Regions from separate parts of the Homo sapiens genome. Here region 2 is linked to region 1. A link is an interaction called in ENCODE POLR2A ChIA-PET data of the cell type or tissue named here. Cell type or tissue: MCF 10A. All regions are shown on one strand. Links, peaks and the distances in the headings refer to the core of each region. The heading gives the core; the rest is flanking DNA.

The links. ChIA-PET counts read pairs that join two places held together with the same protein. Peaks named below come from ENCODE experiments on the same cell type or tissue, not always from the same donor. Only the 100,000 strongest peaks of a DNase experiment are listed, where the experiment ranks them.
Region 2: POLR2A ChIA-PET joins it to region 1 with 5 read pairs; 1 of 35 experiments calls an interaction of 5 or more read pairs at or near these places.

What each region holds. Positions count from the first base shown.
Region 1 is chr17:31,672,325-31,676,715 of GRCh38, forward strand. No RefSeq gene overlaps it. Among named protein-coding and RNA genes, the nearest start is that of MIR365B, 99 kb to the left of the region's middle. In MCF 10A, for the core only: no CTCF peak of the experiment used is centred there; DNase peaks (open chromatin) are centred at 2,187 and 2,827.
Region 2 is chr17:31,786,651-31,791,041 of GRCh38, forward strand. No RefSeq gene overlaps it. Among named protein-coding and RNA genes, the nearest start is that of COPRS, 70 kb to the right of the region's middle. RefSeq lists an enhancer at 1,253-1,753. In MCF 10A, for the core only: no CTCF peak of the experiment used is centred there; a DNase peak (open chromatin) is centred at 1,761.

The sequences.
Region 1 (4,391 bases), core at 160-4,159:
CTTCAGCATCCCGGTGCCAGCCCTCCTCTGCCTGCTCAGAAAGAAGAACCCTCGGAGCTGGCCAGCACTGCTCTTAGTGCCCAAGCTCCACCCTTCCAAGCTCCTAGTTTCCTGTTTTCTTCCCTTTCATCCCCCCAGCCTTAAAGGTGATGGCTGCTTTCTATAGTTATTTTCTCTGGGTTTTCCTCAGTATTCTGTTTTTTCTCTTCCTGCCAGGTGTAACCAAATCCTCATATTAAATTTCCCCTGTTGAGATCCTGGCATGATTTCTCTTTTCCTGACTGGCTTCTGCTGATTCAGAAAGAAACAGAGCTGCTTCTCCAGGGAGCCTGCTGTGTTTTACAAGACACAGAGTGGGACTGAGGGCAGGGGAGGGGCTTTGGGCTAAGGTGGTCCTGAGTCCAAATCCCTTCTCTGATTTTACCCCCTGAGTGACTTTGGGCAAGCTACTTGATTTCTCTGCACTTCAGTTTCCTCACCTGAAAATCGGGTTAGTAACACAAACCTGATTCGTCTTCAGTACCAGAGACAAAAAACCAATTTGAACTAATTAGGCAAAAGGATGAAATTATTCTGGAAAGTTTCCAGAAAAGTAATCATCAAGTGCAAAGGGCAAGAAGGCAGGGGTCTGGCTCACCTCTCCTAGAACTGGAATCAGGAACTCAAGTGCATTGAGGATCTCTCTGCCCCTCAGAGCTGCTTCCCAGTTTGTGGTCCCGATTCTTATCACAGAGCATCTTCTCCATGTGGTGGAGGAAGATGTCTTCTCTCAGTTTCCAGACTCTTGCCTTCACAGCTTTGCCCACAGAAGAAACCACTCCTCCTGGTGAGGCCCAACTCAGTAGTGTCCAAGGAAAGGCACAATTGGCCAGGGAGGTTATGAGTTCATCCCTGCACACACACTGTTACCTGGGAGCAGGGTCACATAAGGGATGACAGCTGCTGGTCAGCGACAACACGTCTAGATCTTGCAAAAACCCGGGCATTGCCACATGACTCTTCCCGTTTCACAGATGAGCAAGCTGAGGTTCAGAGGAGGAGGGGCTTGACCACAGTCATGCGGCTTTCATCTAAATAACAATACCGGACATTATGTCATTAAAAATCAGGTTACGGCCGGGTGGCTCATGCCTGTAATCCCAGCACTTTGGGAGGCTAAGGCAGGAGAATCACTTGAACCCAGGAGGCAGAGGTAGCAGTGAGCTGAGATCACGCCACTGCACTCCATCCTGGCAACAGAGCGAGACTCCGTCTCAAAAAACAAAACAAAACAAAAGAAAAAAACAGGTTATTAGCTGGGCACGCTGGCACACACCTGTAATCCCAGCACTTTGAGAGGCTGAGAAGGGAGGGTCACTTGGGGCCAGGAGTTCAAGTCCAACATGGACAACAAAACGAGAACCCATCTCTACCAAAAAGAGAACAAAATTTTTTCGAGACAGGGCCTCACTCTGTCGCCCAGGCTGGAGTGCAGTGGCACGACCTCAGTTCACTGCCCCTTACACCTCTCGGATTCAAGGATTCTTGTGCCCCAACCTCCTGAGTAGGTGGGATTACAGGCACACACTGCCATGTCTGGCTAATTTTTGTATTTTTTGGAAGAGACAGGGTTTCGCCACGTTGGCCAGGCTGGTCTCAAACTCATGGCCTCAGATGATCCACCCGCTTTGGCCTCCCAAGTGCTGGGATTACAGGCATGAGAAATACTCTTTTTAATTAGCTGGGTGAGGTGGTGCACGCCTGTAGTGGTAGCTTTTGGAGAGGCAAGGCAGGAGGATCACTTGAGTTTAGGAGTTTAAGGCTGCAGTGAGCCGTGATCACACCACTGCACCTCAGCCTGGGTGGCAGGGTGAGACCTTATCTCAAAACAAAAAACCCGAGATAACTGGCAGCTCTGCAGGCTTAGAGGAAAGCAACTGGATGTGGGTGAGTGTAGTGCAGTAGGCAAGGAGGGAAGAAGGCTGCATTTGCTTCATGCCTACAATGTGCCAGGCACTGGCGGATCGACACAGGAGAGCCATGCCTCCAGTGTCTATCCTGTTTTGAAAAGAGAAGAAAATGAGGTTCAGAATGGTTCCATACCCAATTCCAGGCTCCACAGCTTAGAGGCAGGGCTGGAATTCAAACCCTAGTCTTGCGGGTTCTGTGCATTACTCATCGCAGTAGCTGTATGCCTAGGCCCCTCGGGAAGTTTCTGGCTATTGGACAGACTCAGATTGGATGACATTCCCTGGCTCCATTTCCTCTGGTTTTAGATGCCAGCAGAATACAGGTCCCTCTGGGCATCGTGGCATTCGAAAAAATGCAGGGAAAGGGTCCACAGAAACTAAAAATGATGATCAAGGGGCAGAAAGGGTTTTCTGAGGAAACGTAAAGACAAACTGGGCTGTTGCATTGCTGGTGACCTGCCTCTGGCACTTCTCCAGCTGTATCTCTGCCTGACCCTCCAGCCACACTAAATTTTTTACAGCTTCCCGAATATGTCACTGTTTTCTGCCTCCACGCCTTTGTAGAAATTGCTTTCTTTACCTAAAACACCTTTCCTACTCCCATCCAAACCCTGCCTTCCTGACAAACTCCTATACATCCCTCAAAACCGATTTCGGTCATCTCCTCTGTGAAGTCCTGTTTCCTAGCAGTGGACCCTTCCTGCTTCATACCCTAGGGTTGATTGCTTCTTTTTCTTTGTCCTCAGCACACCTAAGACTTCCTCCAAACTGGTGATTCTCCACTCCCATGTGCAGATCTGCTTGCTGCATCAGAATCACCTCAGGAGTGATTTCAAGATAGTCAAGCCCAGGCCCTGCTCTGGGAGAATCTGACTCAGACTCTGGAGTGTAGCCAGATGTCAGAAATAAGTAGATTGTCCAAGTGCTTGTGATGCTCAGCCAGGTGTGGAGAGCACTGAGGTGCACCCCTGGAAGGCAGGACCTTCTCCATACCAGGGCTTGGCTCAGAGGAGTGCACAGTGAGTGGGGAAGGAAAGAAGGGAGTGTGTCCAGCATTGGTTCCTTCCCGTGGGTTCTTGGTCTCGCTGACTTCAAGAATGAACTTGTGGACACTCATGGTGTGTGTTACATTTCTTAAAAATGGTGTGTCTGGAGTTTGTTCCTTCAGATGTTCAAACATGTCCAGAGTTTCTTCCTTCTGGTGGGTTCATGGTCTCGCTGACTTCAGGAGTGAAGCCACAGACTTTCGCAGTGAGTGTTACAGCTCTTAAAGGTGGCACGTCTGGAGTTGTTTGTTCCTCTTGGTGGGTTCGTGATTTCACTGGCTTCAGAAGTGATCCTACAGACCTTTGTGGTGAGTGTTACAGCTCACAAAGGTAGTGCGGACCCAAAGAGTGAGCAGCAACAAGAATTATTGCAGCTAGCCAAAGAATAAAGCTTCCACAACTTGGAAGGTGACCAGAGGGGTGGCCAGCTTTTATTCCCTTATTTGGCCTCACCCACATCCTGCTGATTGGTCCATTTTACAGAGCGCTGATTGGTCTATTTTACAGAGTGCTGATTGGTCTGTTTTTACAGAGTGCTGATTGGTGCGTTTACAAACCTTTAGCTAGACACTGAGCACTGATTTGTGCATTTTTACAGGGTGCTGATTGGTGCATTTACAAACCTTTAGCTAGACACAGAGCACTGATTGGTGAGTTTTTACAGAGTGCTGATTGGTGCGTTTACAAACCTTTAGCTAGACACAGAGTGCTGATTGGTGTGTTTACAATCCTATAGATAGACAGAAAAGTTCTTGGAGTCCCTACCTGACCCAGAAGCCCAGCCGGCTTCACCTCTCAGGAGGGAGGGAGGGAGGGAGAGAGGGAGAAAAAGAGAGAGGGAGGGAGGAAGATAGGGAGGGAGGGAAAAAGGAAAGGAGGGAGGAAGGAAGGAAAGGTGGGAGGGAGGGGAGGATAGGAAAGAGAGAGAACGAAAAAATAGAATGAAAGAAAAATGGGGCTGGGTACGGTGTCTCAGGCTTGTAATCCCAGCACTTTGGGAGGCCAAGGTGGGCAGATCACCTGAGGTCAGGAGTTTGAGACCAGCCTGGCCAACATGGTGAAACCCAGTCTCTACTAAAAATAAAAAAAACTAACTAGCCGGATATGGTGGTGGACACCTGTAATCCCAGCTACTGGGAAGGCTGAGGCAGAGAGAATCACTTGAACCTGGGAGGCGAGATTGCAGTGAGCTGAGATGGCACCACTGTACTCCAGCCTGGGTGACAGAGTGAGACTCTGTCAAAAAAAAAAAAAAAAAGAAAAGAAAAAAGAAAGAAGAAAAAGAAAAATGGGAGGAAGGAGGGAGGAGGGAGGAGTGGGGAGGAAGGAAGAGAGAAAGGTGAGTAGAGACAGGTGGGAGGATGAAAATGAGCATGATCCAGGTATGAGCAGAAAG
Region 2 (4,391 bases), core at 241-4,240, 110 kb after region 1:
TACAGCCTTCCACCAGGGTCAAGCTGTGGACACAATGATTGGTCTGTCCACAATACCTGAGTCTATGATCTGCCATCTGAACCCACTATACTATGAAATGGATTATTATTTCAAAGCATGAAGAAAATACAGGAGAGAAGTCATAGGGACCGAACATCCAATCCATTCCCCTGCCTCTAAGGAGGACTTCATCCAACCAACTCCAAGAAGCGCAAATCAATGGAGCAATGAAAATTGGACACAATTTTTAAACCATAAGCAGAGATCTCTTAAGACCCACCATGTCCTTTCAAATCCAAGTTCCCTTTTATTTCTTTCAGAGATGACTTGAGGCCTGTGTGACCCAATCACATCACTGGAAAACACCCTCATCTCCCCTGTGCTGCTCTGGAAGAGTCATCACCGGCCTGGACAGAGTCTCCACTGTGACATTTGGGAGTTTATTCTAGATATTTCTCATATTTGAAAATACAAAGCCCGTTGTTATCAAATTGGCCCAAGGCTTCCAAGACGAAGAAGCATTTAATCCTGGGGCTGCTTCTATAAATGTAACAATTATCCCAAGTCATGTAAGTGTCTTGGAGAAGTAATAGTAATAATGATGATGATGATGATGATGATGATGATGATGATGATGATGATGATAAGAGCCAATATTCATTGAGTGTGCCGGTCTCACAGTGTTTTACTTGTTTCAACTCCTTTGATCCTCCTAACTGCCTGGAGAGGCAAGAATTATTATCGCCCTCATTTTACCAAGATTGAAAGAGAAGCATCAAGAGATTTAGTAATTTCCCAAGGTACACACAATAGTAGGCAGAAGAGCCAGGATATGAAGCTACACAGTTTCAGGGTTTGAAGTCTTACGGAATTCAAGTTCAAATCCGGGTCTGCCACTTCACATACGCATGATCTAAAGAAAATGATTTCATGTCTTTGAGCTTCAGTTTCTCCCTAAAGAAAAAAAAAAGAAAAAAATCTCAGTTTATCCTAAAATGGGGGTGGCAATACCTACTTCTCTAGAAGTTGTTGAAAATTAAATAGAATACTCTGTAAATTTCTCAGCATGGGCCTGACACATAAAAGGGCATGGGTTCCCTTCCCTTCCCCTGTGTGGATGCAGGAAGTGAAGGCAGAGGCTGGGGAAGAGGGGGATTCTAAGGTCCTGGAACCCTAGAGAGGAAGCTTGCTGACTGCAGGAAATTTCAGACAAGGAGACAATTCTTGGGGTCTATTGAGATATGACAGGAACATTTCTAGAACAGGATCCCAGACGTCTCATACAATAGTAGTAAGAGGAATAGCCTAACCTTCATGCAGTTTACAGAGTACTTATATGTGCAGTAAGACTGTGATTGACACCATGGGTGCCTGAGGCAGGGCTCCTGTGTACAGTTGTGTAGGTTGCACACTGAAGCCGCCCAGATGGAGCCTACTTTTAGGGAGTGGTGGCATGGAGGGCTTGCCTGGTCACTTAAAGGAATCTTCGAGGGTCACAGGGGAATGAAACAGGGGGCTGAGCAAGTAGCAGTCAACATGCCCTTCCCAGTACAGGATAAGTGCTTGATAGATACTTGCTGAGTGATTAAATGATGGCTGGGGGAGTTGCCAGACTGGAGGCAGGGAATCGTGATTACAACAACTGAGGTGCAGGCTGGGCACTGGAATGCTTTCATCCTCTCCTTTTTGACTGCTGAGCACTTGCATCACTTCCAGTGTCTTGCTGTTGGAAACACTCAGCCTCACACGTTTTGCCCGGGCCTGTGCCTGGCTCCATCTGCCTCTGGCATTTCTCCCCACTTTCTGAGTCAGACTGGGGTGGGGAAAGGCTCCTTTAAAGGTGCCTAAGGAGAAGTGGCTGAGAAGCACTTCCTGGCACAGCCCTCGCCCTGGAATCAGAAAGGGCAGAGAAGACACAGCTCGTCTGCCCCAACTCCACCCCAGCTCAGGTCCAGGTTGCCTATGCATGTGAAACATCATCCTGCATGGAAAGCCACCTGATAAAAAGTGGTTCCAAGCAAAATTCATTTTTATTTGCCCACATCCACTTTAATACAAGTCATCACTCAGCATTCACACCCCACAGCCACCATCCATCTCGATGGATACCAGCTACCATCCTCCTAGAGCCACGGGCCAGAGCCAAAGCTCACTGCCCCAACATGCCCAAGTATCTCAATGTCACCTTTATGGCATTTAATCTATTTAACACTTATGAAGAACCAGAGGCTCCTAGGGCCTAATATTCAAACTAAATCTTGAACCCCAAATGAGAAAGAACCAGCCTCTCTGAACCCTGAAATGAAAATCTAAAGACAATTTTTTTCCTGAACCACGAACCAAAGCCAAATGTTCCCAAGAAATATCCAATGAACTATTTTGACCATGACTGTGAGCTTTGAAGTTAGTAAAACTGAGCCTCATTTCCCTATCTGTAGAATAAGGATAAAAGTGACCTCATAGAATGGTTTTGAAGGTTAAGATGAGCAACAGCTTATGGTCTCCAGATGGTCCCTGATACAGACTCAGCCCATCAGCATTCTTCTCCTAAAGCATTCCCCTTCTGTGTGGCAACCATTATTAGAGTGAGAGAAGGATGGCTTTGAATTTAAACACATCTCATGACCAGACACAGTGGCTCACGCCTGTAATCCCAACACTTTGAGAGGCCGAGGCGGGCAGATCACTTGAGTTCACAAGACCAGCTTGGGCAACATGGTAAAACCCCGTCGCTACTGAAAATACAAAAAATTAGCAGGCATGTTGGAGTAGGCCTGTAGTCCCAGCTACTAAGGAGGCCGAGGTAGGAGGATCACTTGAGCCGGGGAGGCAGAAGTTGCAGTGAGCTGAGATTATACCACTGCACTCCAGCCTGGGCAACAGAGCAAGACCCCATCTCAATAAATAAATAAACAAATAATAAATAAAAATACAAAAATTAGCTGGGTGTGGTGGTGCACACCTGTAATCCCAGCTACTTGGGAGGCTGAACCCACAGGCAGAGGTTGCAGTGAGCCCAGATCATGCCAATGCACTGCAGCCTGGGCAACAGAGTGAGACTCTGTCTCAAAAAATAAATAAGTAAATAAATAAAAATGAAAAGACACCTTGCTTCCTGGTTGCGTGACTCTTCCCTCCATTTGAACTCAGTTCTCACACATGGAAGGTGGGGTAATAAGAACCTTCACAGAGTCGTGTTCAGTACTTCCCTACCTTCATCAAGTAGCTTGCATTCCCCAGGGGCCATCTCCAATGTGCTCACAAACAAGCGGGGTAGTGTCTGGGTGGTGTTTGAAGGGATTTCCCCTCCTCTGGCTCCAGGGATTCCCCTGTGATGACACTGCACCTACAGAAATCCTGCCCCCTCCTCTGCCCACCTTACCAGTCTCTGACCAAGGGGGTCTGGTGGAGAGCACCACACCACTCCCCGCCTTTCTCTTATGGGGGTACCAACTCTACTCCGCTCATGCCCCCAACATCTTAAACAGTTTTAGAATTTGTCCTCACAGTTTTCACTCAAAATGAGACAAAGCCAAGGGACAAATCAGAGGGACAGTGGCCACACAGTACCCAGCATCACTCCTTGCTCCGCTTGCTAGGCCAAGCTGTCAAGGCTGGTTCCTGACACTTCCTTTAACGGGTTCACTGTGCAGAGATGCCCCACTAGTTCACCAGATGTGCTTGAACCCAACTCAGTGCGAGATGGGACCAGTGCTGTAACTCGTTACTTCCACCATCGTCAGTGAAACTTCCAAAGTCAGTGAACCGCAACACAGTAGGAAGACCTAAATGTTCCCTGAGCCGAACTTGAGCTGGTCTCTAGATGAGTGTGACATCTTCTTAGATGGAAGAAGGAAACTTAAAGTGTTTTAAAACAAATTTTATGTGTAAAAGTCATCAAAATTATAATACAATTAGAATATGAACATCTTAATAGAGATTTCATGATATTAGAGAATATGTTCATTTTTTGTAGGTGTGAAAATGGTATTGTGGTTTTGTTTGGTTTTGTTTGTTTCTTTGAGACAAGGTCTCACTCTGTTGTCCAGGCTGCACTCCAGCGCGATCATAGCTCACTGAAGCCTCAACCTCCCGAGCGCACGCAATCCTCCCTCCTCAGCCTCCTGAATAGTTAGGACTACAAGTGTGCGCCACCATGCCTGATTAGTTTTGTTCTTGTTTTTTGTAGAGACAGGGTCTTGCTATGTTGCCCATACTGGTCTCAAACTCCTGCCTCAGGTAGTCCTCCCACCTCTGCCTTCCCAAGTGTTGGAATTATAAGCATGAGCCACTGCACCTGGCCTATAATAAAAAGTTTTTATACCAGTTCTTTTAAGGTATCCACTAGATCTCAACTTCTGAAACCAGCCCTAAAACTGGACCTTTGAACT